2 separate regions of the Mus musculus genome follow, and region 2 is linked to region 1. A link is a loop called in an ENCODE intact Hi-C map of the cell type or tissue named here. Cell type or tissue: gastrocnemius. All regions are shown on one strand. Links, peaks and the distances in the headings refer to the core of each region. The heading gives the core; the rest is flanking DNA.

Region 1 (15,734 bases), core at 5,212-7,711:
ATTTTCCACGGCTGGCTATTTCTGTTCAGGAGTCTATTGGTCACCCTGACCTCTGAGTGGTTGCCAGGCCTTGCAGGCTTCTCGGACAGCATGGGACGGAAGATGGAAAGTCAGGGTTGAGAGTCCTCAGCCACCAGCACCCTCACCACACCACTTTCCCAATTCGCTTCAGTCCTGTTTACTCCAGGGCCTTGGGACAGGCAGAAGCTGGGAACCTAAGCAGATTGCAGCTTGTCCCTGGGACCTGAGACAGCCCCCATCCTGTTGACATTAGCTATCAGGGAGAGAACAATCTTAAGGTACACTCTGCAGTCAGCAAGCTTACTTTGTGTTAAATTTTTACCAGTGGAAACCGAGTCATGTTTACCCCCAGCTCTGTGGCAAGTTCTGTACAAACAGGACCTGTGACACTCTTTAGCTCACGTGCCGACTTCCGTCACACTTCTCTTGGCAGTGAGCACTGAAGGGAAAGCTGGAGTGTCAATCGTTTGCTATGATGAAATGACCGAGGGGATCAGCTTACAAAGAGGAAAGGTTTTTTACTGAGCGTGTTCTTTCCTTCTCTTGCTGCTGTGACAAAATGTCTGGGCAGAGCAATTTTAAAAGGAAGGAAGGGTCCCCGTTTCTCCCCTCCCTCCCCCCTTCGCCCCAGTCTCTCATGGAGAGGAAGGCGCTATGTTCGGAGCACAAGGCGGCTGGTCACAGCGAGTCGTGGTTCATGAGTATGGTTGCTCACAGAGAGGCACAGAGGTTTGCCTCCTAGATGACTCTAGGGCTTTTCCTTTTCAAGAACACATCACCAGTGTCCTGCAAGGTCCGGCCCCCCCTCCCGACAGCACCTCCACGGACCTTTCTAAGTTCTCCAGACCAGCCTTGGACTCATGTCTTCCTGCCTCGGGGGGGCAACCAGCATTACCTTCACTGTTTTCAATGGGCTGGTCCAGGTTCCCTGAGCACGGTTGTTTTAACCTTTGACCTAGACAGAGACTAATGGTTTCCCTACCAAAGATACTGCTATTAGTGACTCTGCAGGCCCAGGATTTTCATCAGCTCTGTGGGGTGCCTCAGCAGCCCAACCTGGAGATGCAGGAACTGGTAGCCAGCCCAGGCACTCAGACTCTAAAGCCCTTCTTCCTTCATCCACACCCTGCAGCAACTGGCAACCTGGGAGAGCCAGGGTAGGGATGGGAGCTCTCCCAGCCTCCTGCTGAGATGGCCATTGTAGTCGTGGCTGGAACAGCCTTCCAGGCTCAATCCCAGAAGGTCCAGGGACAAGGGAGGGGTTGTGCTTGGACAGATAAAATCTCAGCCACGTGGGCCCTGCAGGAGGCCTAAGGCCTCTACCTCCACAGATAAGAAACCAGCCACAGCCACCTCAATTCGAGAGCAATTTAAGATACCATGCTAATTAAAGGGTCGGTAGGCACAAGACTCAAGTAGATTTAGATCCAAAAGTTAACGAAGATCAGATGGTGAAGAGTGGGGGTTCCAAGTAAACAGAACTTGACCCCACACCCTGCAGCCGAGCAGTTGTGAGGGATTTTTTTCTTCTTTAAATTATTATTTTTTAAGGCATGGGATAACTTTTACCATCAGATAGAGGTACATGGTGCCTAATAGAGGGAAGTGATTGCAGTAGAGGCTAATGACTTCTCATTCACCTAAAATCCCTATAATTTGCTGCAGAGGGCTGAATGACGCCTATGTTTCTTGATTAAAAAAAAAAGTCCCCAAATGCATGGCTTTCATTTAATCAAATCTCGGAGCAGCAAACACCAGCAAGACCACCCAGGCCCCGGCAGCAGCTCTTCCTGCAGTCTGGCCTCCTGTCATTCTTTGAAGGCAGGGTTTCATCTCTTAATTAGAGGGTTCCTTTGTTTCTTTAATGTTGAATGGTACTCAGCTCAGGGTGTCATGGGGAAATCACCTTGTGGATCCTGCTTGCTGCCAACACCCAAGGGCCTTAAGTGAAGGGGACCACAAGGAATCTGGGGGTCTCCACCTGCCCTGCCAAGGGGGTAGGGAAGAGGAGAGGTGCCTAGACAGGTACAGATGTGTTTGTGTGCATGTGTGAATGAGTGTGCATGTGTTCAAGTGAATGTGTATGTGTGTGTGTATGTGTGTATACGCACATGTGTATGTGTGTGTAGGTGTGAATGTGCATGTACATATATGTGTATATGTGCATGTGTGTACCCATGTGCATGTGTGTACGAGTATGCATATGTGTACAAGTGTGAATGTGTATGTGCACATTCTTGTGTGTGTGTGTGTGTGTTGGGTTGGGAGGGGTGTCACCAGCTGTTCCTACTGAGGTTCACATAAACCGTTTCCAACTTTCAGCAACAAAGGTTCTGCAAGAAAGAATTGTGACTTCTGCATCAACTTAGTGTCCCTTCCCCAGGCGGCTGTTAGGGCTTGAGGCTGGCGCCAGTGGGAAGCACCAGGAGCCACTCGGTCCCTTAGGTACCTTGTGGAATTTCTCAATCTAATTTTGTTTAGTTTGGGGGAACTTTTTTCTTTTAGATATTTGGTCCTAGGGAAAAAAAAATTTCCTGTGGTTTCTCTCCTATTCACCCTTAGTAATCGCTGCTTTTGAGAAAGACTTTCTCCATTTTCCCATAAAACCAAAACATGGCAGACATCCCTTGTATCTGGATTCCACTCCCACCGCCTGCTGTCCCCCCAAGCCCTTTCTTCACCCAGGGCTTGTCCTCTTGTCCTTGATGAAGATCCTTCCTGCAGAATCCGGCTGGATGAATAGAAACTCAGGGTTGCATGTGGCCTGAGTCCTACCCACAAGGTTCCAGGAATACCCTCTGCCTCAAGGACCTCAGGCTTCATAGCAGGGTGTGTGGGAGAGTCCAGTTCCCTCTGATGTAACCCTGGTTGTCCTGTGTCCCTTTTCCCTGTGGGCACTTGTAACTCATCACCCTTCACCGGCTGCTCCTTAACTGTCACCTGGGTCAACTGTCCTGTACAGTGCCACGTGTTCTTCTTCAACCAGGGCTTCATCGCTCCATCTTCCCATGACTTCTGTTGTGACAGTTTTATAAAGAGACCCTTGTAGCCTATTCTTTGGCTGTCAGACTACTGGGGACTCCAAGAAACTGGAATTTCTCTGGGAATCTCAAGCTGTCAGATGGAGAAGGCCTTGTGCCAGCCAGAATCCCCCAGGAAGGGTCACACAGGTCTGACCATGTGTCACACCACCTCACAGGAGACTGGAGCCCAGGTGGTGGTGGTGGTGGTGGTAGTGGTGGCAGTGGCAGCGGCAGCAGCTCAGTGATGGGCGGGGCCACACCTTGGCCAGATCTGCTTCTCTGCGCATTCACTTGCTTTCTACTTAACCCTAAACCTCATGCCAGGATCTCAGAGATGGACTTGAGGGTTGCTAGACCCCTTTGTTCTTCCCACTGTGGCCACAAAAAATAAATCTCTTTTCTCTGCTTTTATTGCTACTTCTTTAACTGGGGAGGGGTAGCCCTGGCTAACTTTTTTTTATAGCTACCAGGACTCAGGCTTTGACCCCAGCAACCCCATAACATTCTCCCTGACGTTTGTCTCACACAGCCACCCACCTGCTGTTTGCTAACCATCCTTTCTTTCTTCAGCTGGGAGGAGTCAGGAGCAAGCAGCCTGTGAGTCACGTTCCCTTAAGGGTTCCCACTGATATGCTGTGATCATGGACAGGTCCCCTGACAACCAGAACTTCTGCCACAGCGGCTCTCGGTACCCCACAGGTGAAGTCCTAGGTATTTACTGACTACATTTCACTCTCAAGAGGGACAGGGGCATTTCCACAATTCCCCTGTGGGTGGGGGTAGGGACTTAGATAGGCCGAGTCCCCAGCAAGCCCAGAATGTGTGATTCTTGCCAGCATCTGAGACCCCAGACAGAGGTGAGAATAGGAGTGGGTAGCCCCCAGCTTCCTAGCTCACAAAGCACAAATCATCACTAGATACAGGCTCCGTGAGGAGTAAGAAATCGGTACCATCGTGCAGCTGTAACCTGCATGCTGAAAGAGTCGGACATGACTGTCAGCAACATGACAGCCTGGGAAATGGGTACAAGGTGGGGCAAAGCCTTCCCGGTGGTTAACAAGGTTCTCCTGTTATCCCAAGCCCTGATCTCAAGCATCCTGCCATGTCCTGCCTTCAAAGGTGAAGGTGAACCTGAGTCTCAAGAACATGCCTGTTTCTACTACCTAAAGAAACATCCGGCCAGCTTATTAAAATTAGGCTAGAGGAAAGCCCAGCAAGGCCCCAGTCCGACTCCAAGAAAGCCGAGTGTCTTCTGAAAATAGGGTTGGGGTGACTGCAAGTAAGACCTTTCTCTGGGAGGACTAGCCAGCCACACTTAGATAACAGAGTACAAAGTACAACTAGGATCAAGGATGAGTCCCAAGCAAGCATAGAAAACCAGTGTATACTGTGCAACCAGGATCAGGGATCAGTATCCAGGCAAACAGCCAGCCAGTGTGCAGTGTGCATGCAGAATCAGCCAAGGTAGGTGACTAATGTTTAGAGTGTGACCAGGATTGAGGATCAATATCCGGACAAACCTAGAGGCCCATGTGCAGCGTGCAACCAGGACCAAGGGTCAGTGTCCAGGCAAACAGACAAGCTATGTCCAATGTGTAATCCAAACTGTGAGTCAGCGGAATCAGAGACAGAGCCAGAGCCACCCATGCTTGGCTGAGAAACCAGATACCAGCTCTGGGCAGGAACTCACCCTGGGGAAGCTGTTGCCTCATTCTCTAGGCCCTTACCTCTTGCCTTCCTACAAAAACCAGGCCAAACAGGATTTGGGGTGTGGCCAGGCTGATCAGCCTACGTCACCATCCCGGTCACAGTCTGTCTGGGCAGAACCCAAGGGGTCTGTGGGTTCTCGCAGCCTTCTGCATCCTACTGTAATATGGGTAGATTTCCTGGAGGCCACCGAGCATACTCCTTCAGTAGAGGCTTTACCTCAGACCAGCAGGTGTTCAAGAGGAAGTGGGGGCGGTTCCATGTCTCTCTGGGACTTGCACCCCAGTTGACAGGGTCACAGGGACAATCTGAGGCATACCCCTGGGATCTGTGGCCTTTGGCCCCCAGGCAGCCCACCCATAGCTCAGAAGGTATGAAGTGGGAGGTGAAGGAGAAGCACCGGAAACCTGGTGGGAAACAGACATGGGAACACGTGAGCACTTGTCCATCTCACTGGCTGGGTTCCATGTGTCACCTCTGACTGCCCTGCTCTGTGCGTTGTCAGCATTGAACACTTGATGTGACCACACCCCCTGGTCTCCAGGCTGCAGCCCTTTGGAAGGATGTGCCTGTGTTGGCTACATTTCTTCTTGCCTTGACAAAATCTTGGACAAAAGCAATTTGGAGCGAGAGAACGTCCATCCTTCACAGTGGGGACTGTACAGGAGAGTTCAGGGTGGCTGGAGGCTGTGCTAGAGCTCCTGACCTGACCATCAGACTAGGAAGTGGAAAGGACACCATAGCTCCTCATGGAAGCAGAAACTGGTTAAGACCCTGTTCTCCAGTGACTTACTTTCTCTAGCTAAGCCCCGGCTCTTAAAGGGTCCATGTTTCCCCCAAGCATCATTCCTACTGCATAAACCTGAGAGGGACATTTTGCATTTAAAGTCACAGTCAAGTAGATCAACCTTGGCCAGAAACAATTTCTCTTTCCCCAGCAACTAAATACAGTACTGCAGATCTTGGGGAACCTGGAGAGGAGGGTGACAAGAGTCAGGGGTGAGGAGAGACAAGAGCTGGCCTGTCATCCCTATATGAGGGGTGTCCCTGGTGGCTGGAGATCCTGGAGTGCCTTTGTTTTCCTAGGGACAGCAACTGCCTCAACCCGTGGTGTGAATGCAACAGTTGGCCCATTTATCACTTTGATTTTTAACTCCCACCTTCTCAGTCCCATCCCCCACCCTGTCCCATATCAGCAGTTCAGTGGATGCTCTGCTCCCAGGGGTGTGACTTTTTAAAAAGGTAAAAACTGTTGGCTGGTGGATGAGGGGGAGCCAGCCTGGAGGAGCCAGCATCTGGTTTTACAAGTCTGGGATCTCCTTTCAACCCTCTCAGTTCGCTGCTCTCCAGATGGACAGGGAGGCTCGGAATGCATGTGGGAGACCGGAGGTTGGGGCTGGCGGTGAGGCATTGCAGAACCTCCATGAGTAAGAATGAGTAACCAGCTCAGAGCTCCTCCTAGCTGGGCAGAGGCACTGACCCAGTTCTGTATCAGCTGAAGGTGGAGCTGGTGGGGCTGGTGCCTGGTGTGGGCTGAGAAACCACCCAGATCTGCATACAATGGGCCACTGCAAGCCCAGAGACCCGGAAGTCCTCCCAGAGCTCACGCCCCTGCTTCCCGTCCTGCATAGCTGTGTGTGGGAGGGGCCCCAACCACCCACTCATGTCCCCGCTTCAGGCTTCCAAACACTGCTATTGACATCGGTCTCAAACAAGGAACAAAACCAAGAAGTTACTCTTGGGGTTGCCCAGTCTCCTGAAGACAAAAGAGGGTTGGTCTTTCCTCAGAAGCATTCCTGGAGGAGAGACTGCTCATGAAACCCACAAGAGAGTTACAAGAACTCAAATGAAAACAAAGATAATGGTGGCCCTGCCTGGGGATTAAGTAAGCAGTCAATGCTAAGGGGGACTCTTCTGTGGAACTGCCTGCTAGCTGTGCAGAGAGCTCCAGTGCTGTACATTGCATGAACTGGGGACTAGCTGTATTGCGAAGCAGCTATCACATCATTAAACTCACCCTGTTCACCAAACTAGACGAGGGTAGAACAGTTTCTTCCCTGTGTCATCAGTGAGCTATCTGGAGTGAATACAAGTTCATGTCTCCCTGGAGAAGTTTCTCTCTCTCTCTCTCTCTCTCTCTCTCTCTCTCTCTCTCCTCCCCCTTCCTCTCTTCCCCCTCACTCCCCCCTCCTTCCCTCCCCTCTGCCCCCTCTCTCCCCCCTTTTTTGAGACAGGGTTTCTCTGTGTAGCCCTGGCTGTCCTAGAACTCGCTCTGTAGACCAGGCTGGCCTCAAACTCAGAGATCTGCTTGCTGGGATTAAAGCCATGCAGCACCACTGCTAAGCCTACTCTAGATTCTTTATTTGCTGGCTGGAGCCAGGGCCCCAGAAAGCACAAACCAGATCCACAGGAAGTCACTCTGAGATGCCTGTGACACTAAATCAAGGGGAAAACGAAACGCAAAATATAATGTAAAAGCCATTGCTGTTGAAGTCATTCACTCGGAGGAATTTTCCACATCTTTCTGATGACCTCAGATAGTGTTTGATTAACTAATGGAAGACAGATCTGGATAGAAATGTGTGCGGTTCTGAATTCCAAGCTGTGCTCTGTCTTGGACAGAACTCAGAAGAGGCCATTGGGATTTATCAACAAGAGGGAAAACAAACCCGACTTTTTTTGTGGGTAGCAGCAGTTTGTTTATAGATACAGCAGACCCTGCTGTTCTCTTACAACTGCCCTGAGATCGTTTTGCAGACTGGAGACTATTGTAGGGTACAGGATGTTGTCTGTGGGGACCTGTCCTGGTCCTCCATGAGCATTGGTGGCTCTCTGGTCTTTCTACCTGTATCCTGATGTGAAATCAGAACAGGGCCAGGTGATAGAACTTCTTGGCTTTGGCACGGGGCTCTCCCTTCCTCCAAGTGTATTCTGTGAAGGCAATGGATCAACAGCTTAGTAACTAACCAGCATCCAGACTGACCATCCAGACTGACCATCTCCACACCAGCAAGTGACTTACACCAACTGGAGCATCTTACACAGCCAATGGCATAGGATACCAACCTCAGGCTAACCAGCCAAGGGTATTGGCACACAGGGCCAGTAAAGGGACAAGCTTGAAGCAGTGGTAGGTCTTTAGGGAGAGAGGAGAGTGAGGAGAGATAGGACTGGAGTGGCCTAGAAGGACAACTGTGGCTCGCCACATTGGGAAGCGGAGGGCTGAGGGCATGCTGGGAGCAAGGGGTCTTCAGACACAAGACAATTGCTTAGGGTAGAGAAGTAAGCTCAGAAGGAATAATTAAGCCAGTATGTCTAGGAGTCAGGTGAGGGTTCAAACTGCATTCAAATACTATCTCTCAAGTATCTGGTGAGTCGGTTAGATGGTACTCAGAACACCCCCTGTTCTAGTTAGCCTTTAACTGCCAAATCGGCAGAGCCTCAAGTCATCTGAGAGGAAAATCTCCTTCACAGCATTCCCTAGATCATATCAGCCTGTTCAAATGCCTGTGGGGTATTATCGTGAATTAATAATTGATACAGGAGGTCCTGGCCCACTGTAGGACACGCCATTGCCTGGACAGGAAGGTGGTCATGGGATGTATAATGAAATGAGCGGGCAAACGAAAGAGTGAAAGAGCAGGCAGCACTCCTCCATGGTTCCTGTCTCCGGGTTCCTGCCCTGACTTCCATCAATGATGAATGGTGACCTGAAAATGTAAGATAAAATAAACCGTTCCCTCTCCTGAGTTGCTCTTTGTCAGGATGTTTTAATACAGCAGCAGAAGCAAGCCAGAACACCCAACGCATGATCTAAGGGAAGGAAGGTTGCACCATGCCTATGGCATGCCCTTGGAGAGGTCCTGACTTGGGGCCAAGTTGGAACTGCAGTAAAGGATATGGGTAGAGGGTTCACAGGGTGTTGTCATTGTTATAACGGGAGACATGAGAGGTCTGCCTTTGAAGCACAAGATGGAGGTAGGGGGAGCTATGTGTGCATGGCAGAGGCCAGAGGTTGATGTCAGACACCCTCTTCTCTCTCTTCACCTTATTGCTATTTTTAAAAAAGACTTTATTTTCATTTGTACATCTGTGTGTACGTATGCCTGGAGCTGGAGTTACAGGTAGTTGTAAGCCACCTGACATGGCTGCTGGGAACCGACCTGGTGTCTTCTGGAAGCACAGCAAGTGCTTTTAACCTCTGAGACGTCTCTCCAGCCTCTCAGCTTATATTTCAAGACAGCCTTTGACTGAACCTGGATCTCACCAATTCTGCTAGACTGGCAATCCAGGAGGCCCTCTGCGTGCCCTGGGTATCTCTTTAACATCGGCAGACAAGAACCCAGAATTCCTTGGGCCAGTGCTGAGGCAGAGGAAAGGTTTCTGGTGGTTGGTCTCCCTAGAGGCCTGGGCTACTGCTGATTAACTGACCCCACATCAAAGCAAAGGAGATGCGGATGAGAATAAGCCAGATTGGGCAGAACTTCCTGCAGTTCCCCAAGCCATTGTGCTTCAGAAAGAGGGAAAGAAAAGACATTCTCTTTAGAGGATGATAATGATTGATGATGATGATGGTGATGGTGGTGTGTAATCTGTGGAGCAAGGCCCAGTCACACAGAAAAAGAGAGTGTTTTGGCATTATAGATTGTTGAGTAGCACTCCAGGAAGCCCAAGTACATTTCCCAAGCTTGATGTCATTAACAAAGAGGTGTATACAATGTCTGTCTGTCTGTTTGTCTGTCTGTCCTCTTCTTCCCTTCTTCCTTCCCTCAACAACTCAGTGAAAATTCCAAAGGAGTCTTTGTTCACTGGATGCTGGACAAGCCTCCTTTGTCCCATATCCTGCACTGCTCTTGGCCCACGTTGGTAGATTCCTCCTGGCACCTCCCCCCCAGGAGGTAGCTGCTATCATCCTATACAGAGTGGATGCCTTGCCTGTTCAACATCAGGTGTGGCACCTGTGCTGTAGTTGGGCAGGCAGACCGGAAGCGCCATTTCCCAACCAGCATTCCTGTCTCTCTCTGGCCCGTTCTGTTTGTCACATGATATCGAGGGAGGGGGTGTTTACTGCTGAGACATACACAATGTTCACAGCTCTTTGAGCTTGAGTGTAGATGATGCCTGGAGGACTCTGAACTTTTTGTGGGTTGGTTTTGAGGACAGACATAAAGCTCCGCCTCCAGGAACTCTTCTGGCTCTTGCGAGCCGCACCCAGAACTTTGGGCCTTTACTCCACAACTCAGCCAAGCCTTAATGACATCAGAGGGTTCCTTTGACTCCTCAGGACTCAGGGCCTCTCAGGAATGACAGTGCATTCTGCTGACCTCATCTAACTAGAACCATTGCCCGTGCTGGGGACATAGCTCATTGAGTAACTACTTACTGCCCAAGCGTGAGGATCCAAGTGTGGTGGCACAAATGTGCAATCCCAGCTCTGGGGAGGCAGAGACAGGCAGAGTCCTGGGGGCCCCTGGACAGCTGGCCTTACCTACTTGGCAACTGAGAGATACCCTGTCTCAAGAAACCCCAAAATGTGTAATGTGCTACAGTGTCTGAAGAAGAGTGTCCAAGGTTGTCCTCTGGCCTCCACATACATGTGCATATTCACACACTCACATGCACACACCACACATATGCATACAGGACACACAAAGACCTCCCACACACTACACATGCACACACACATACACACACACACATACACACATAGACCTCCCACATGATATATACACACACAGGCACACACATACACCAACTACACACACACACACACACACACACACACACACACACACACACATATAGATCTCTCACATAGTATATACATACACAGGCATACACATACGCAGACCCCTCCACTATACACACATACACACTACACATACATACATATCACATGTATACATACAGAAACACACAGACACACACACTACACATGAATGCATACACACAGACACACAGGCACACATACAGACACACACTATACATGTACATACACAGACATATACACAGGCACACACAGAGACACATATATACACAAGGATACACACACACATATGATATGCACGCACACATACATACCACATGCACATATACACATATACACAGGCACACACATAGACACATGCCACATGCACAGACATACACACAGAGACACACATATATACTGCATGCACACACACACAGGCACACACAGACACACATACACACACCATATTCACAAACACACAGAGACACACACATACCACATGTACACAAACACACACACACCCCACAACACACCATCAGTTGTCCCCAGGCCTAGAAGACTCCTCCTTCCCTCATTCGATGTTACTCCTCTCTTTGCCCCACCAGCAGCCAAGGAAGTGGGAGGCAGGGAGCTTCAGGGAGGAAGGGGCCATCAAAGCCTGGCATGAGAACCTGCTTTTTTATAGTTGGCTGGAGACTGCTGAGTGACTTTGCCTTAGGTCAGCAGGCAGACCGAGCATCCACCCACCCCACCAGCCACATGCTTCCTGCCCAAATGCCAAGGTTTTCATTTGACCATGACATAATGAGCTTCATAAAGTTAAAAAACATCTAAATACCACCTTATTTACAGTAATTTCTACTTTCTGAAGCCATCTCCAAATGTTGCCTTCACAATGGCGACCTCTAAATCATAGTATGAAGCCGCTACGACACCACTCACCACAAAGCAACCAAGGAGGACCCAAGGCCGACTCATCACCACCTGGCACTAGCAGACTCCCATCCTGTAGGTGACGGGGGAGGGGATAGGGGGAGGGACAGGAGGGGGAAGGGAATTCTCACGTCCCTTCCCTAAAACTGGGTATATAAAAAATATCTCCATGAATGGGGCAATAACTAGGTTATTAAGACGTCTGCCTGCCAAGCACGAGGACCCAAGTTAGATCCCAGAACCCTTCTTTGTAAGAGGCGGACATAGCTGTGCACTCCTGTAACCCCAAAACATAGGGGACAGGGCGAAGGTGAAGACAGACAGGTCCCTGGAGTTCATTGGCCTGCCATAGCCAAACTGGGTTTGCTCCTGTTTGAGCATCCAGTAAACAAAATAGAGAATAATACAGGAAGATATTCAGTGGCAACCTCTGGCCTACATGTCCTTGCTTACACACACACACACACACACACACACACACACACACACACACACACACACACCTTTAAGCAAGCAGAGGCACATCCACACGGGCGGGAAGCTGGACTTGACCACAGAGTCTCGTTTGCGGATGACACTTGTACTTCCTTCTAGGACAATCATGTTAGCCTTGGAATTTCCTAAGACCATCTTCTATTAGCTGAATTGTTTCCCCTGACAATACCCAATTCATTTGTTGAAGTCCTAACCTCAAGACACCTCAGAGTGAGATCCTATTTGTCAGTAGAGATTGTACTAGGTCACTGAGGTTAACAGAGTTAATACAGTTGACCTGTGCTTACCCTACAGTGTTCTTTTGTTTTTATGTGCATGTGCTTGTACATGTGTGTACATGTGTGTGGAGGTGGGAGGTTGACATCATGTGTCTTCCTCAATCTCTTTTCACCTTATTTTCTGAGATAGTGTCTGTCACTGAGTCAGTGAGTCTGTCTGGACAAAGAGCCCCAAGGATCTTCCAACCTCTGTCTTCCTGGTGCTGGGACTACAGATGCCTGCTGCCACATGGAGCTGTTTATGTGGGTGCTAGTGATGGGCTCAGGTCCTTGTGCTTGTGTAGCATACACTTCACTAAGTGAGCCATCTCCCCAGTCCCAGAACCATGTTCCTGTGAGAGGACAGAACTTGGGGGACTGTGCACTTCACAGGCTCACAGAGAAAAAGATCAGATGAGGCCACGGTGGGAGACGTTGAGTCAAGGGGCCTCAGGGGACACAAAACTTTCTGACACCTGTGTTAGAGGCTGCCTGTCTTAACTGTGAGAAATAAATTTATATTGTTCCATCAAACCAGACTGCTGCATCTTGCTAGAGCGGCTCTGGCTGACTAGAGCACTGTCTAGTTCTAGTTTTCGTGGTAAAATATTCCGACTAAAAGCAGTTTAATGGAAGATGAGCATTATTTTCGCTTACTGTGTTTGGGTCGCAGTCTGTTGGAGCAGGGGAGTCAAGACAGGAACTTAAAACATGTAGGCTGGGCTCGGGTCACATCACACCTGCAGTGAGGAGCCAAGAGAACTCGCTGTGAGCATGCTGGCTCCCTTGTATTCAGCTTGATTTCTCTACTGATACATAGTTCAGGACCCACAGTGGACTCAGTTTTCCCACATTATTAACTTAATTAAGATAGTCCTCACAGAAATGCCCACAGGCTAGTGTAGACAGCTCATTGAGACTCTTTTCAGCTGATTCTACCATGTGTCATGTTGACAGTTAAAGCTGACCAGCACATCTTCCATGTAATTTCTTCTCATGTGATAGGGACTTAAGGTGAGCTATTAATAAGCATCTACTTGGAAAGTGCCTAAGTACATAGTAACTAGCTAGCTAAGTAACTAAGTAACTAAGTACCCCTTAGTTACCATGGGAATTAGTTCTCTGCATCTGGATTTTAGTGGCCTGTATTTATTTGGGTTTTGTTGTTGTTTGTTTGTGTTTTTAAAATATACTTTAAATTTTTTAATGATTTTATTTATTTTTACTTTACGTGCACCAGTGTTTTTCCAGCATGTGTGTCTATGCAAAGGTGTCAGATTTCCCAGAACTGGGGTTAGAGACAGCCATGTGTTGTCATGTGGGTGCTGGGATTTGAATCCTGGTCCTCTGACAGAACAGCCAGTGCTCTTAGCTGCTGAGCCACTGTCTCTACATCTCTATTCATTCATTCATTCATTCATTCATTCATTCATTCATTTCTAAAAGTTGCCTGTCATCCATCATAAGACATGTTTCCCAAATGCCAAATATCAGATCCTGTGAAACATCTCCTACTTAAGGTTCTCTAGACCCAGCAGCCAAGGCTGACTGCCACCCAATGCCAGCTAACCTTATCTTCCATTCCCTCTTCTAATCACCATTGTCCATATTCTCCCTTTCCTTATACATCTTTCCAAGTTTGCAAATGATGTCTACACCCCTTTCATCAACCTCAATCCTGATTAATATTTTTACATCAGTGACATCAGGCTTCCAGGACTCTACCATTCACTAGTTTAAACAGCTTAAAACCGCTTAGACACTGTGTGCAAAAATCTCTGGCACACTTTCCAAAGCTTTGCCTACTCTGAAGATCTTTTCCCCATGATGCCTTGCTGGTGGTTCTCAATCCCGTTTTGCTTTGTTTTTTGTTTGAGGCAGGCTTATCTAATGCTGACTGACCTCTGCCCTTAACCGTGTTACTCAGACAAGGGTGACCTTGAACTGTTTCCTCTACTTCCTGGATTTATAAGCATATTCTGCCACACTGGGAACTGAACCCGGGTCTTTGTGCACGCTAGGGGAGAAGTCTATCAATGGAGCCACATCCTCGGCCCCTCGGTATATATTTCTTATTGATAGATTCGCTTCTTAACAGCTCTCACTGAATCTGGACATCACAGACTTGATTAGGCTGGTTGACCCTGTAACTGGCCTTAAACAAGTTATTTAGCTGAGGATGACCTAAACAACTCTATCCTCCTGTATCTATCTCCTGAGTATCATGGAAGCAGAGAGTAGCCAGCAATGGATAACCAAACCTACCTGCACCTTGATCCTGGATTTGGTAGCCTCTAGAACTGTGATAAGTTAACTTCCGTTCTTTATAATTGAGCCAGTCTTGGGTATTGTGTTACAGCAGTGAAGACCAAGATGTACGCATGTGTGCACTTGTGTGCACATACCCACACATGCGGGGGGGTTGGAGGGGAAGGAGGGGGAGAGGGAGAGGGAGAGGGAGAGGGAGAGGAGGAGGGAGAGGGAGAGGGAGAGGGAGAGGAGGAGGGAGAGGGAGAGGAGGAGGGAGAGGGAGAGGGAGAGGGAGAGGGAGAGGGAGAAGGAGAGGGAGAGAAAGAGAGAGCTATTTTCTTTCATTTTTTCTTTTCCCCAGTTGGTTATCACTTCAGTAACATTTTTTTATTCCATTTCTGAGGTGCAAGGGCTATCTATGAGCTGAGCTGACATGCAGAGGGATGGTAGAGTCAGTGCCACCATCTCTCAAGATTTGGTAAGTGATTACCCACATTAATAAAGGCCATGTGCTGGTTTTTCCTTGAATTCAGCACTGTGTGTTTACACTGAAGTTCCTAGTCATTAGTCAACATCCAGTTATTGATACCTAAGTTATATCTAATGAGTGAAGGATAAAAATCCCACATTGTAAAATTTAAATTTGACAAAACTAGAACAAAGCTTACTGGTCACAAACTCTCTTTGGAATGATCACAAGTTATTTATCAATCCCTTAAGCTGGAACTAAACCTGCTTTAACTCTATTTTCAAAATTACTTTATTCTTACTAGTGTGACTATAAAAAGATTGCTCAACTCTACTGCTTGCCAATGCAGAATAAATACATGGTGATTATAAGACTTTTCTTTTATAAGCCAAGAAGTTGATCTTTATCTGTTTACAAGATGATGCTCATGAGAAAGATGGATCCCAGGACCTCTAACAGGACTGATCCACTGCTTTCTGAACATATGACTAATTTCATAATTTAGCTTTGCTTCTAAAGTTCACAACCTAGCCTCACATTTCAGAATAGACGCTGAGACCTAAACTTCAGATGAGCTTCCTGACACATCTGGATCAGGCAGCTTTTTGCCATGCATGCAACTGTTCTTTTGTACTTGTTGAATACAAATCTAATTATTGTCACCCACGGTGAGTCCTTGCCTTTTATCAAGTTTCATTCCTGGAAACCTTCTGACGTAGTGAATTGATTTGAAGTAGATTGAGGCTTAACTTTAGAGTGACACAAAGTGAGAGTTCTGTTCTTGCTTTTACATAAACCGTGTGTGCATGTGTGCTCTTGAGTGTGTATGT
Region 2 (15,734 bases), core at 6,672-9,171, 44 kb after region 1:
TCTGGGAGGGCTTAAGAAGATGTACTGGATAGAGTATTTGCCTTGGAAGACCCGAGTTTGAACTCCAGCAGTCATTTAAAAGGCCGGGCATTGGTGTATGCTTTGCACTTCCAATTGCTGTGGAGTGGGTGCTAGGTAGCTCACTAGGACTTGCTGGCCAGCCAACCTGGTCTACTCCATTAGCCCCAGATATTAATGAGAGACCCTGTCTTAAAAATAAAGTGGATATCTCCTAAAGGACATCACCTAAAGTTGACCTCTGGCCACCATATGCATTTTCAGACACATTCACTGTATGCATATGACCCCAATACATGTGCGCGCATACACACACACACACACACACACACCTGACCAGCTGAATTTTTAAAGGATTTATTTATTTTTAGTTTTAATTATATTTATTTATATTCTTTAATTATATTTATGCATCTGTCTGTGTGTGGGCATGTGCACATCCACAGAGGTCAGAAGAGAATTTTGGATATCCCTGAAGCTGGAGTTCCAGGCAGTTGTGAGCCTCCCTAGTTTGGGTGCTGGGAAACAAACCCAGGTCCTCTGAAAGAACAGTATGAGCTCTTAACCACAGAGCCTTCTCTCTGGTCCATGTAGTGAGCTTTGTAAAGCTACCATTGCAGGTCTGCTCTCCAGAGAACTTGATCTGATGGGAGTGGGGTAGATCAGGCCCCGTGGAATTCTCTCTGTGTGATTCTACTGCGGTCAGAGTTGAGAATGGTTGTAATGTAGCATCGAAGCCAGAGGACTGACTGCACAGAACTCCTGTGTCTCAGAGGACTGTGGAGTCTGGAAAGGAGTTCTCAGACTTAGTGGAGCTCATAAGAGTTTCAGCATGGCAAGGGCCGTGGAGCAGATTCTCATTGTGTTGCTCAGGGGCCACCATATGCCACATGCCACAGTCTAGCTTACCAGAGACCAAATCAAGGCCTCAGAAGTAACCAGGATGGGCTGTTCCCACAGTTAGGAGGTAAAATATGTGTGAAGTGATCTGTGTTCACCATCTCAGCTCTAGAGAGGTGGAGCTAAGCGTAGCCTTGGAGGTTTGCTAGCTAGCCAGGTTACACACACCCCAGTGAGAGAGCCGATCCCCAAAGAGATGATTCCTGAGGAAAAACACCAGATGTTGACCTCTGACCTTCCCGTGCATGCACACGCGTGATGCACACGCACTTCAAAATCCACTTAAGGATTTTTTACGCTCCTGTTATTTGATCTGCCGTAAATGCTGTAAGTCCATCTTAATTCTGTGTCCTATTGAATAGCAAATAGCGGTTCATAATCTTCAACACAACATTTGATGTGCTTGCAGTCCAATTTCTCTGTCAGCCTTCATAGCTTCAGACTAAACAATACAATTCTGATTTGCATACGTTCCCTCCGGGATTATTGAGAAAGGGGTGGCGGGGGCCCATTTCCGTGCATTTGAAGTATGGGGAACGTGATCCCTCTAAATCACAGTCAATTGGCCAGATTTTCACTTGAATAAAATTCAGGTACCATTTAGTTCACAAAGATAATTTGACTTCAGGATTTACAGCTACACCTCTCGTCGACAGCAATCTTCCTTGCCGTCCCCCTCCCCACGCAGCCCCCTCCGACCCTCGTTTCTTACGACTCTCAAGATCCACAATGCTGCACTTAAAAATGACGAACCAAGGGTAAAATATGATGGAAATCACGGCTGCATTAAAAATGCATGGGGAAGTCTTTGCAAACTAGGGAGAATATATCAGACATTTCTCTTAGAATATCGGGAAAGGGTAGACCGAGCCATGGAGGGAGGGAGGTGGCCACGGTGTCCCATTTAGAAAGTGTCTCTGTGGGGCCATGTGTCTCAGGTTCAAACGCACATCAATATGCAGAGCAGGAAGACCAGTGCTGGGCTGCGCCTGAGAACAAGAGATATTGGAGACACTGCTGCAGTACGCACAGGTGCTCCCATGGTCTGACAGTGCAATGTGTTCCCCGAGCTCATTTGAACACTCCATCTGCAGCTGGTGGTGCTGCCAGGGAGGGAGGCTGTGAAGTCTTTGGGGCATGGCATTATTAAGGAAAGGCCTTGAGGATTAGAGCCATGCTCTGGTTCCTACACTTGTGTTCTTTGCTTTCATTTCTGCCTGCGTGTGAGAGGCTGCACCACAAGCCCCAACACCAGGCACCACGTCTCCTTATTATTACACCTCAGCCATGATGGGCGAGACCCCTGAGGCTCTGAGACCCACACACCCTTCTCGGTTGCTTCTGTAGGATCTTTTGCCCCAGAAATGAGAAAAGCAAGGGATATTGAGTCCTTATTTACTATGGCCACACAGAACAGCACAATTGAATGACACAAAAGCTCAGATTTTAGAAATAAGCTGTGACCTGCGTGCAACCTGTCAGTCTGTGATGGAGACAGCTCAGTGGTATAGCATTTTACTAGCACCCATGACACACTAAATTCAATCCCCAGTATCATACTCATACACACTCACACACATGCACACAAGTGTACACACACACACACACATGTGTGTGTGTGCAAATGGCTGGAAGACCATAGAGAAAGCATAAACTGAGTACTGGAAGTCTTCTGACGAGGAATAGGGAGTAAGCTAGCAACAACAACCCCACCATGACGGAGTGCCACAGCAAGCATGCAGGGAGAGATGTGTATCTGGCTGAACATGGGCCCCTAAAATACAGAGTAGAGTGCTGGGGAGAGAGGTCTGTGTGTAAGTCATCATCCTACACATCTGAGGCCCTAAGTTTGAATCTCTACCACTGAAGTAAAACGTCAGGCTTCGTGGGGCGTGCTTGCAACCCCAGCTCTGTGGAGAACAAAGACAGGAGGATCAGGGGCAGTCAAGGCTCTCAGTTCAGTAGGAGACTGTGTGTCTTGGAAACAGTGGAGAGTAAAGAGCAGTAAATCTGATATCTTCCTCTTGTCTTCTGTGTGTGCACACGGGCATGGGGCAGTGTGTGCATACACACAAACACACACACACACAGAAACACACACACAGACACACACACACCCAGAGGAACACACAAAGACTAGATGTTCTGTAAAGAATATGTACACTGAAGACTTTAGAAGGAATTTTTTCCCTCGGGGTTTTGGTTTCTTGCCTCCAGTCTACTCTGAAGGAAGGAAGGAGTGGCTGCCAGGTTGCTAAATGAGAGTCAGCACCAGAGTTTCTTTTAAATCACATTCACATGGAGGGCTATGTTTCTCTTCTCAAAGCTTCATCTCTCAGCCAACTTCAGAAGCAACAGCAAAAAAGTCATTGATGAATTCAGCTGAGTCAGTCTGTTCTTGATCCAGGAGGCCACAGCACAACAGGACACAAAGAGCAGCACCCCAGGACACTAGACCCTTGCCTGTCACCTGCTCTCATGTCAACTCGCATGCAGAATCACTGGGAAGAGATGAGTGACAGACCATGCCTCCTAAAACGAGATATCAGGTGACTCTGTACCTCAGAGGAGTTCACAGTCTGGTTGAGAACAGAGATAGGAGACCAAAGCAATGGGATGAGCAGAAAGGGAGTGGGAGAGAATAAAAGCTGTAGCCAGGCAATGGTGGCATGTGCCTTTAATCCCAGCACTTGGGAGGCAGAGGCTGATGGATCCCTGAGTTCGAGGTCAGCCTGGTCTACAGAGCAAGTTCTGCAACAGCCAGCAAGCGCTACACAGAGAAACCCTGTCTGGAAAAACCAAGCTGAGCCAAATCAAACCGAGCCAAACCTAACCAACAACAACGGCAACAACAAACCCACAACTGGGTCAGTGATGTTTAGGAGGTTGGTGAGGGCCATGGTCCTCTGACCAGTTATGATGAAAGAGAGAAAGCCAGACTTCCTGGGGCTCAGCATGAGCAAGAAGTGGGTGAGTGGGGACAGTGAAGCCAGGGGTGGCAGGGCTCACCTGTCATTTAGGATTCCAGAGGCTGAGGCAGGAAGACTGTCATGAGCTCAAGGCTAGCCTAGGCTGTGTAGCAATGATGAGGACTATACACCAAAACTCTGTCTTGAAAGCCAAACACAAAGAAAGTACGTGGAGGGTAAAAGAGTGCCTGTCAGAAAGTGCTGGGCAGGTGACCTGACCCCTGTCCTCTGCCCATGGGCATCTGAGGTAACAGACAAACATTCACTGTAAGGAGTGTAAAAATAAACAAGAAAATTCCATGTGCTCAGGGATCTTTCTCTCTTGGCAGAGGCACCAGAATACAAAATAAACTATTGCAGGTGGGACAGCCTCGACGTCGATCTTCACTGATGTCCAGCAGGGTCCCTGACAGTGTGATTGGTACATCAGAGGAGATGAAGCTGAGCAGACACCCTAGTCCTGACAGAGTGATGTGAAACCCATCTTATTCGGGCCTGGGAGGTCTCCATTAGATGGTTACTTTGGACCCAGAGCTGGCCACAGGTGCTTGAGGCTAATCAGTGACAAGGCTGACAGGTCATTTCAGGCAAAGGACCGAGTGTTTTCAGGAGACTGGGACTTAAAGGGCAGTGTCTGAAGACTTGTTTTCTGGTGATGGGGACCAAATCCGTGGCCATGTGTTTGCTAGGTAAACACTCAACGTCAGAGCGCAATTCCCAAACTCTAGCATGATCTTCACATACAGACGCCAGTAAGGGAGCACAAGAGCTAATGTGGCCAGGACTGTTAGCCCAGAACAGGAAAGAAATCTCACTTACATGGGAGATCAAGGTAAGAGGATTGTGATTTCAAGACTTGCTAGGAACAAGGAGTGAGTTCAAGACTAACCTGGGCCACTAAGTGGGATCTTGTCCCTAAATAAACAGTAAAAAAGATGGAAGGAGATGTAACCCAATACCAGATTGCTTATCCAGAATTCCATCTCTAATGTGAATAATTAATGATTATTAATAATAACGATGACAATAATAATAATAGATGAAAAAGTGAGTCTGAATACGCATCCTAGCTTCTCAGAAGTGCCTCTTACCCAGAATCCCTTGCACCTCTAGTCATCAGACCCTATCACTCCAGCTGCAGCCGGCCTTGGCTTGGAGGACCACAGCAACAATGTCAGTGGGAGATCGCTAGCCTGCATCACATCAAAGAGAAACCAGGAGGTCACAAGGGCTGAAGGAAAAGGATTTATGTTTGGCATGGCTGAAGAGAGGAAACTTCTCATTTTACTAAAGCCCGTCCCTGAGCTCCGTGACCGGGGCATTATGACAAACCTGCCCCATGCTTACACACTTGCCCTGCATGTGAGGTCTCTGTGTCTCTCCTCCCCAGCAGCAATGGCATCCACAGGCCTCCAGGGCAATGGAGCAAGGACTATGGCCCAAGAGGAAAGTGTTGTCCTGCAAGTAGATTTATGCCTTAGGCCCTGTTTAAGATTCTGCTGTGGAGATCAGATAGACTCCTACTACACAAGCTACAGGCAACTGCAAAATGCTGAGAGTGAGAGAAAGTCTTCTCCAGGAAAGAAGACACCAGTTGGTTATCCAATACCCAATGATCAGCCTTAAAACATACATACAAATGACAGACAGACTGAGGACACACACACATATATGTGTGTATATATATACATACATACATATAGATGACATGATATGATATATAATATATAATGTATACATAATATAATAGTTAACATAATTTACTATATATATCATATATGCAATAATAATTAATGCAAAAAGAGGCCATAAATATGAAAGAATGCAAGGAGAAGTATATGGGAGGGTTTGTGGGGAGAAAAGGGAAGGAGGAAATAATATAATTATATTATATCTTAAAAAATAAAATGAAAAATAGACCAGGCATTACTGGTGCACACCTTTAATCCCAGCACTTAGGTGGGTCTCTATGAGTTCAAAGTCAGCCAGGACAGCCAGGGCTACACAAAAACAAACCCTGTCTTGAAAAACAAACAAAACAAAAATCCCATGCTTTGATTTCTGTTGGCATTTGCAAGAATACCCTAACACACCGAACATACCATTTAAAGATGGGGTAGAAAAATATCATTTAGAGCCTAGGAGATGGCTTACTGGTTTAAGTGTTTACTATGGTGTTCAAGCATGAAAACTTCACTTTGAATTCTGACATACATGTACAGAGCCCCCAGCACTGGGGAGGAGACAGGAGAATCCTAGAGCTTGCTAGTCAGCCAGTTGAGCTGAAATGGTGAACTTCAGCATTAGTCACACACATACACATATGCATACACATACGCAAACACATACACATATAGACACACACATAGTCACAGACACACACAGAGACACACACACAGTCACAGACACATATAGAGGCAAACACACACACAGACACACACACACACACAGTCACAGACATACACAGAAAGACAAACACAAAGATACACACAGACATAGAAAGACACAGGCACACACACAGTCACAGACACATATAGAGGCAAACACACACACAGTCACAGACATACACAGAAAGACAAACACAAAGATACACACAGACATAGAAAGACACAGGCACACACACAGAGACACACAGGCACACACACACAGAGACACGGTCATAGATACACACAGAGACAAACACACAGACACATACACACACAGACACACAGTCACACACAGAGAGACAAAAACACAGATACACACAGACACACAGAGAGATATACACACAGAGACACTAAGTTAAAATAAAGGTGGGGTACAAATAGAAGAACATGAAATCTCTCTTTGAACGAACTTAAAAAAAAATCACACCGCAGTTTTTAATTAAGGCCAAAGAATCTGATGCAAAGAAATAAATGATCAGACATAGCTATTAAAACACAGACAAGGTGGGGATTTTTACACCGCATCACAAGTCTTTCCTCTTTGAGACACTACCTTGCTCTGGTCTCCAGACAGTCCTTCTGGAAGGAAGGGGCCCAGCAAACCCTTTGGTTTGGACCTGTTTTCCCAACCTCTGTCTTGGCACACTATCGACAGAGTACAGAGCAGTCTAATGGGACCCAGTATTGGCCCACAACAGCAACCTGGCCTGGACCTGATGGTGTGTTTTCAGCCACATAGGAACTTGGTCTTTATTCTTCAGGGTTGTGAATCTGGCACCGGAGACTGGTAAAGGAGCTTGGTGGAAAGCCCAAACAAACTATAAGGAAATCCTGCATTCTGCAACAAAAGGCGTGAAAGTGGAGTCAAGGCCTCCCTGCCTTTGTCTCCTCTGCCAGGATAGGAGCTGTTGCCTTGGGAGGAAGATAACATGAAAGAGGCTGTAATTGCAGGGCAAGACTCCAGGGTCTGAGAAAACAGGACAAGAAATATCAAGGAAAGAGGGTTCTATGTGCTTTCAGCCGAGCCAGGGAGGGGAAAATTAAAAGAGCAACCCTTTTTTGAACTTGAACTTTGTGGGTGGGGTGGGGGTGGGGGTGAGAACACATACCAGCAAGAAGAGAACATTTTCAGGAAAAACATGAGGGCGGAGAGAAAAAAGACAGGATGATGTCATGTCAGCCAAAGGAACCAGGGAGGAGCGTGTGTTTTTATAAACATACTTTACGCAACAGAGGAGGGCATGAGCTTGAACCAAGGGAAAGTACACCAGTGGGGAACAGAAAAGGAGCTGGAAGCCAAAGGGCTTTACCTTATCTGAGCTCTCAAAACACTTTAAAAAAGAAGAAGAAGAAAAAAAGAAAATCCCATTCCAGGAGGAAGAAAGACAGGAGCGAGGGAATGCAGGCGTGAGAGGGGTGGCGAGGAATGTCTTCCGAGGTACTTAAAATCTGCAAATGAGAGAGCCAGACAGCCGTGTCCCACCTATTTGTGGGAAATGTCGAAGAAGATGCAGCCTTAAGAACAGAACTCTTCACAGCCACCCAGTCAGTTCAGGAAGGGCAGGGACCAGTCTCCTGTGCTCTTGCTGGGTCTCAGCAGCCCTGTGCTTGTTAAGTGCCTGTGAGCCCTTGTCACCTCTTCCTGCTGGTCTGGCTCTGCACTGGCTGGCAAATCCATACCCTGCAGTTTAGGAGGAGGTGGTGGAGGAAGAGGAGGAGGAGGAGGAGGAGATGGAGGGGGAGGAGGAAGACAGGCAGATGTGTTGGGAAATCCAAGGGATTATTAATGACCAGGTATCAAGTCAGTGACTAGATCATATCACATTTTTTTTTCAGAAATTCAGGCATCTGAGAGAGAGAGAGCGAGAGAGAGAGCGAGAGCGAGAGCGAGAGAGAGAGAGAGAGAGAGAGAGAGAGAGAGAGAGAGAGAGAGAGAACACAGAGGTCTCAAGTGTCGCCGAGCTTTGTGTGTTTTGTCTGGAGTTGCTTTTGCTGGAAGTCATCCAGGAAGCCGATCTTAGCTGTGCTGGTCATGTGACCACTCCTATAGCCGGTGGTTTTGTTGTTGTTTTGTTTTTAAGCCATTTTCCCACTCAGCCGATAATAGCACAGCTAGAAATCTAAACACCAAATCATTATTCATCTAACCCCCAATTCAGACAAAGTTTGAGAGGAAGGCCACTGTCCTTTGACATTGCAACAAGAGTCGGCTCCTTCCCTTTACTCTGCTAGGGCTGTGTGGTCCCTGGGCAAGTCCAGGACCAAGGAGGAGGGGCACAGCTCACTGCAGGGGAGGCCGACCCAGGGGGAGATGAGGATCTGCATCAAGGAGAGATCGAGGGTTTAGCAATGTCCCCATGCTTGTCCTCAAATTGTGAACGAGGCTCTTTTATCCACTGTTCCCTTCAGCTCTTGCTCCTGCACACCAGGCAGGGCATCAAGGTGTGCCCCCTGGCATCTGTCACTCACTGGAGCCCCTGACCTGCAGCATGGTTAGGGCGGGTATATTTGTTCCTTTCTCTCTCTCTCTCTCTCTCTCTCTCTCTCTCTCTCTCTCTCTCTCTCTCTCTGCTGAGCCATTGGATCAATGGCAGGCAGGAAAGAGCAAATTGTGCCAGGAAGAACGATCTCTCCCCGGCTGACTCAGCCCAGGATGGGAAGGCAGGGGGCCATCTGGCAATTGAACGCAGCCCTTGATTTTTCCCTTATGAAACAGTAACTACAGAGGTATAGTGCTGGCCTGGTTCTGAGAAGGTCACCCGGGTTGGCTTTGAAAGGCGAAGGCTCTGTGTCAACAGAGCAGTGTGATAAGCAGCAGCCATTTCTCCAGATAATGTGTCTGATCGTGTACCTCTGGGATCAGCTTTATATCTCTCTACAGATCGGTGTGTTTTTTATGACAACTGTCTCCATAGCAACCAGGTGTCCAGCTACTAAATGGATCTGAAAGCTATTCAGTCCCAGCCTGGGGGCAGGGCAGGGAGCCCCTCTCACTGCGGGTTCCTTGGAGAACCTCAGTGAGGCCGTCATGCGAGGCAAAAGACCTGGGGTTTCCTTCCCAGGCCTGGCCGGACAGAAGAATGGAATGATCGAAGTGGCTTTTGTTTATCATTTGAACCATATCCCAGCCGGTAGGGTAAACAGCCGGTCAATTAAAATGGCATGTAGCTATATGGAAGGTGTTGCAGACAGCTTGGAGATTGGAGACATAACAGCTAGCACAGGCTGAAGTAACCGAATGGCAATTATCCTGCAAAGTCCGGGGTCAGTGATTTGGGGATTAATATGTCACAACGAGAAGGAAGAGGTTCGTGAAACATTCATTCTGGTTGATCCAGGCTGAAAGACAATTGCATATGAGAAGTCATACAGGGTCACTGAAGGCTGGACAGGCAAGGGCAGAGCAGTCAACATTCCCATCTCTGTCAAGGAAAGAAAGGCTCTCTGTCCTTGGGTATCCCTGTGGCCCAGACAGAGGCTCAGGGAGGAGGAGGGGGACTGCAGAGGTGTGGCTGCAGAGGGAGCCACGGAGCTCAGTCTTCTCAAGGTGTCTTGCAGATACAGGTTCCATGGCTCTTCCCAAGGTCAGCCTTGTTAGCCTGAAACCTCTCACCTGCCTCCATCAAGTGCACCAAAACTCTGTGAGATCCCCACTTCATTGTGAGTGACAGAGGCTTCCACTGTTGTGAAGTGACGCCCTGGGGGTCATCTGCACAAGGACACCAACAGTGTGTGTGTGTGTGTGTGTGTGTGTGTGTGTGTGTGTGTCTATCTGTCTGTCTGTCTGTCTGTCAGGACAGGGAAGGGAGACACAGCTGTACCAGCAGAGACAGTGTGATACAATGGAATCCAGGAGGAAGAAACTTCAAGAAGGGCTCCTAAACAGGCTGCAAATGGTATTTGGGAGGATACACCCTTCCCAGTCATAATCTAAACCAGGGCCGGATGTGGCGGGTACAGGGCTTATAAGGGTAGCTGCAGCCTCTCTTCTGTCTCTGCTCTCTCTCCATCATCCGCTATGCCCAAGTGCAGTTCAATCATGCAGTTGGTGGGGCCCAGATCTAAGGTGTTTCTTACAGGAAGCTGCTCTCCTCAAAGGAGAGTCGGGGGTTAAGTCTGCAACTGTCAGTGTCTGGCAATAAATAAAAGGAAACCGCACTCCCCATGAATGGGGAGGAGGCAGCAGGAAGGTAATTTTTTTCTTTTTCTGTTTCTAAAGCATGAGTAAGATGCTCAATGTGTTTGAGATTATTTGGCAAATTCTTGGAGAAGGTCCCTTGTTCACTAACCAGCAGACTGTAGACCACAGTCTTCCTATCTTCCTCTTTATCCTGATCCTCCAGAGACAGGCAGGTGGGGCACATCTCTGTTTAACTATTAATGATTCATAAAACTCCCGCCCCCCCTACAAGAAGCCCTGGGCTTGTCATGTTAGTAGAAAATCCTATTTTGAGTGTGTTATGAAACAGAGGTTTTGATATGTTGCCAGATTTATGGAAGATGCTGGAATCAAGGCTCTGAGACGCTGGGGCTGGCCGAGTGGGTGTTACATAAAACTGTTCTAGGGACTCGGGTTGATCACAGGAGTTGGGGGATGTCCTGGAGGGTGAAATCAAAGACAACAATACAAAACATGAGCCAGCTGCCAAGCCCGGTGTGCTCTAAGGCTAAGCAGCAAGTCTGGGTGCAGTTTTAACCGGAGACCTGGAGACCTGCAGGCCTTTGCTGTGGCTGATCACACTCAGCCAGCCCAAGGAGTCGGGATGAAAGGCACCTTCACGGGGCCCTCAGGAGGGCAAGAGGCTCCTTGGACTGACTGCTGATTGAAATTCATACTCGCCTGCTTTCCTTCCCTGTCTCCCAGGCCTCCTCTGGGCAATGTGTAATAAAAAGGAGGAAGGTGACCTCCTCCAAGCTTCGACTCTTGTGAAATGCATCTCAGGGCTAAGGTGCATCTCAAGTCCAGGGCTGGAAGCTGATTTCTCCACACTTGGATCCAAAATTCCTTACTGGAAGCCACAGTCCTTTTCTCTTTCAGATGTCAGCTTTTGTGCAGTTTCTAAAAGGCCTGTGTCTGGCCAAGTGTCTTGTTTGTTTGTTTGTTTGTTTATTATCTTTCTCTCTCTCTCTGTGTGTGTGTGTGTGTGTGTGTGTGTCTGCAGGTGCAGATTTGTGGGAGCATATATGTATGTGTGTGCTCGTGTGTGTGCCTCTCTCTGTGTGTGCAGGTACAGATATGTATATGCCTCCCTGTGTATGTGGGTACAGATGTGTGTGTGGATATGCCTCTGTGTGTGTGTGCAGCTGCAGCTGCTTGAGGTATATGTGTCTGTGTATGTGTATACCTCTCTCTCTCTCTCTCTTTCTCTCTCTCTCTCGTGTGTGTGTGTGTGTGTGTGTGCAGGTGCAGATGTGAGGGGTATGTGTGTTAGGTATTTCACCTAATGTATGTGTGTAATAGGTATTTATTTTTGGATCAGGGGCTCCTCATGTACCTCAGGCTGGGTTTGAACTCACTACATCACTACATAGTCCATTGCTGTCAAAACCACAGCGAGCCTTCTGTCTCAGTCTCCTAAGGATTAGTATCACAGGTGAGTACCAGTGTGCCTAACCCAGCCAGCTGTCTTAATTTCCCAGAGACTGGATGGAGTAAGGGTAGGTGTGGAGACTAGCCAACAAAGGTGCTGGTCAGGGTGCTACCAACTAGCCAAAGAAAGTGCTGGTCAGAATACTACCAGCTGGACGAAGAGGTACTTCACAAGGCATGCACCAAGTGGTAGCTCACGGATGGAGGAAGGAGGTGGGGAGGGCGTCTTTCCATCTGCCTTTGGCCTCAGGCTCAATTTCTGCTTCTTGGACTACCAAGGACAAAGCCTTCATTTCTTTTTGGAAGGAAAGACAGACTTTATCCAATCTCAGTCTCTCTCCCTTGCCATCCTCCCCCAGCCCCCCCCCCCCCCATTCATAGAGTTGAACAGTCAGCCATGGCCAACTTGCCCTTACATAAGACAGAGCATTACCTAGAATCCTTCCTAGCTGAAGAGGCTGTAGGGAGGGGGTGGAAAGCCATTTGTTTACTGGTTCAGAACAGGACTTTCTACTTCAGAAGTCTCCAGGCTTGTTATCCCAGCTACGCAGAGGCAGAATTGCACGTTTTCAAAGCCTGCCTGGGAAACAGAATGAGGTGAAAGCCTGTCTAGACAGCCCAATGAGACTTTATCTCCAAATAAAAAGTAAGGAGTCTGCCGAGGCTATAGCTCTGTGATGGAATGCTTCCGAGAGTGCACAAAGCCCTGTAGCATCCCCAGCACAAGAGTAACAATAAACTTCACCGGAATTCAGAAAAGACATTAAAATAAGATGATGCTCGAAAGAGGTGCCAAATGGATCGGGCTAGCCTGGGCTACAAACCACGTGCCCCTCTCCCATCTCAAAAGAAATAAATTAAGACCAACAATAGACATTGACAGATTTCCCAACAAGGGAACAACCAGGACAGTGGCTTTCCACTGACGACCATTGTAGCGGAAGATTATGTTCTATCTCTTTAATAGTGCTATAGGAGGCACCTGCTTACAGACGGAGGAGGAGGCTGGGAGTGAATGTCTGGCCCTGGCCAGCCATCCTCGGCCAGCAATGGGCCTGCTGAGCCCATTTCAACTGAAATGAGATCAATAGGATTCATTTTTTCTCCTGCTGGCTCCCGAGTGATTCATGAATCAGAAAACTAGTTCATGAATCAGAGCGGGGCGGGGAGAAGGGGGGGGGACCATTTGTGCAGTCGGCAAACCTCCATTTCTTTCACGAACCTAGCCGTGAGTTGCATAACACTGCCTGGCACTTGCTAGTTGAAACCAGTCTTTTCGGAAGCTGCTTTACTCGCTCACCTATTCTCCTTCTGGAAAGGGGAGGGACACGGTGTGTACTACTGTGTGTCCAGCAGTCAGTGTGTACTGACTGTGTGTCCGGCGGTCTCGGTAACATTTCCACGACAAGGGAAGCATTCATGAGTCTGCGTGTGTGAGTGTGTCGCAAACAGCCTTTGACCGGCCTTGGGGCCCCTTTAAACCTGAAAAAGAGCCAAGTTCATCTCTCTGTGGAGCTGCTTAAGGAAGCTTTGAGATGGGGCAGTTGGAACATCTCTGCAAGGGCTGATTACAGCCTACTAAGGAAAATGAGATTTTTATCTCACAGGAATTCAGTTATAAAAATAAAATACAGCGTCTGGCTTGATTCAGCTAAATGCACAAGTGCCTGGGTGTTTTTAATTTAGTAGGAAAAAAAAAAAAGCCCCGGACAAGAGGAATGACCTAAAACACTACATTTAAAGGAAAAAAAGGGAGGGAGGGAAGAGGGAGGCTACAGGAAGTGTGTGTGTGTGTGTGTGTGTGTGTGTGTGTGTGTGTGTGTGTAGGGGGAGAGAGAGAGAGGAAGAGGGAAAGGGAGAGAGAGCCATGGAGGACTGGGGTGGAGGGGCGGGACAGAAAGAAGCCACCCTGCTGGCACTTGAATGCAGAGGGTGATGTCACCGGAGCAGTTGGAGCGAAGGGGAGAAAAACAACTTGAAGCAGTGCTAATCCCCGTTTGCTGCCCTGAAGGGAATGGACGGTGGCCAAGGCAGGGAGTTATGGGAAACCATATAAGGGTGCCAAGCAAGCTTTGCCGCCAACATTAGGAACTGACAGCTTTGTTCTCTGTCACTTGGCTGCCAGCCAGAGGCCTCATTTCAGCTCAGCGGCAGCGTGACTACCCTGGCGGGCTGCCAGCCCTGTGCTCAGAGCTTTTTCCTCCCAGGGCTTAGCTTTTTTTCCCTCCTCCGTCCCTTTGCCAAACATGCAGCGGTTACTATGGCAGTGAGAAGGAAAGTTAAACACACACACACACACACACACACACACACACACACACACACCAAAGTAGAGGCACGCCTTTATCCAGATGTGCAGCCGGGAGCAGAGAGAAAAGGCAGTTAACCTACCCAGTGGGGCCTGCAGGAAGGGGGAAGACACCTCGCTGTGAGAGGTGGCCGGCTGCTGCTGCTGCTGTCACTAGAGACAGACAGGCCTCCCTGTGCACCTTGTGGGAGGGAGTGGGGCTGACTTCCAGACCTTGTTTCTCTGTTCTCCATCTCTTCCTGAGGCATGGTGGAGTGCGTAACACCAAATGGGGAAGACTGTCATGCTTTCCACTGGCCCTGTGTCTGTGGTTCTGAGAAAGCTGCAGGGAGCCAGGCCCATGGAGCATGAAAGAGGAGACAGGAGGGCAGGAGGAGGGGTCTGCGTACCCTCTGGACACCAACGCAAACTTAGCACCATGGCTTCCCCTGCCAACACTGGGAGGGTTGTGCTTAGTGCTGTGACTCAACCTAGTGGAGATCAGACCTCCAACCCTGGTAGTTCAGGGTACGCCGGAGCTGAGTAGCCTTTGTCAGGACCGAGGGCCTGCAAGGGCCAGTGTGTTCTTGTTCCCACATGGAACGGCAGCCAGGAGGGACTCTGAAGAAAGAGTACATTGCAATGTTTTTAATTAGGAGCATTTTTCACCTGCTTAGAAAGTGGAACATCTCCTGGGAGATGACAGGTCTCGACCAGAGGCAAGCCTCCAGGCACATGGTTGGCCGTGGGTTTCTAAGGCAGAGGTTGCTTAGAAGTAGAGATCTGGATGCCAGGCTTTCAGACCCTCGGGGTTTTAGCAAAGTTCCCAGAAAGGCCTCTTCGGAATCTAGAAAGTTCTGCCAGGCTGACTCCTGGCCCCACCGCTGGTGACTTAGGAAGGGTGACTTAAGAAGGGGTCGAAGTGTTTGGTGTAACCCTGCAAACCTCTCTGTAAAAACACAGTGGCTGCCACCCTCGGCGGGGCCCTGTGGCACTGAGAACGGCCTCCATAGTCTCTCTCCAGCTGCATCTTGGCAGGGAGCGAAGTAGAGCTGCCAGGAGGGACATGGCCCAAGGTCAGGAGGGAAAAGTTGGCAAGCAGGAAAGTATCCCAGAAGTCCCTGGGCCTGTTCCATGCTGCTTTTATTCCAGGCCTAGTCTGTACTTCTTAGGAGGCATGCCAAGCCAAAATGGGTTGTTCGCTGTGTTCAGCCAAATAGGGGTCCGGTAGGGAAGAGGTGGTGATAGGCTCCTCTGGGAGTATTATGAGCACAGCACGTACCATGGCCACCCCCCTCCACTACTGGAGGGGGGGGGTTGTTACCCTATTTTCATCGCTATCTTTCCCTAGCCTGCATGCCTACTGACTGTCATTCTTTCTAAGGGCCAAGGCCACAGGAGGCCAAGCTAGGAGACACACTCTGTGCATCAGTCCCTATGCCAAGGGGACCTGACAGGCTTGGTCCCCAGAGCATGGCAGAGTCTGCCACCACAGGGAGGGTAGTGGAATGTGGAAATCTGAATGAAATACACTTTGTTTCAAC

What was found. Hi-C counts contacts between places; a loop is a spot of excess contacts. Peaks named below come from ENCODE experiments on the same cell type or tissue, not always from the same donor. Only the 100,000 strongest peaks of a DNase experiment are listed, where the experiment ranks them.
Region 2: a loop joins it to region 1, with 2.2 times the contacts of the local background. A loop is called at or near these places in 15 of 42 quality-filtered maps.

Annotation. Positions count from the first base shown.
Region 1 is chr8:126,609,700-126,625,433 of GRCm38, forward strand. No RefSeq gene overlaps it. Among named protein-coding and RNA genes, the nearest start is that of Gm31546, 21 kb to the left of the region's middle. In gastrocnemius, for the core only: a CTCF peak has its summit at 6,256; no DNase peak of the experiment used is centred there; H3K4me3 peaks cover 464 bases; H3K27ac peaks cover 2,500 bases.
Region 2 is chr8:126,652,624-126,668,357 of GRCm38, forward strand. No RefSeq gene overlaps it. Among named protein-coding and RNA genes, the nearest start is that of Gm31546, 64 kb to the left of the region's middle. RefSeq lists an enhancer at 12,798-15,133. In gastrocnemius, for the core only: no CTCF peak of the experiment used is centred there; DNase peaks (open chromatin) are centred at 7,949, 8,341, 8,679 and 8,944; H3K4me3 peaks cover 1,090 bases; H3K27ac peaks cover 2,500 bases.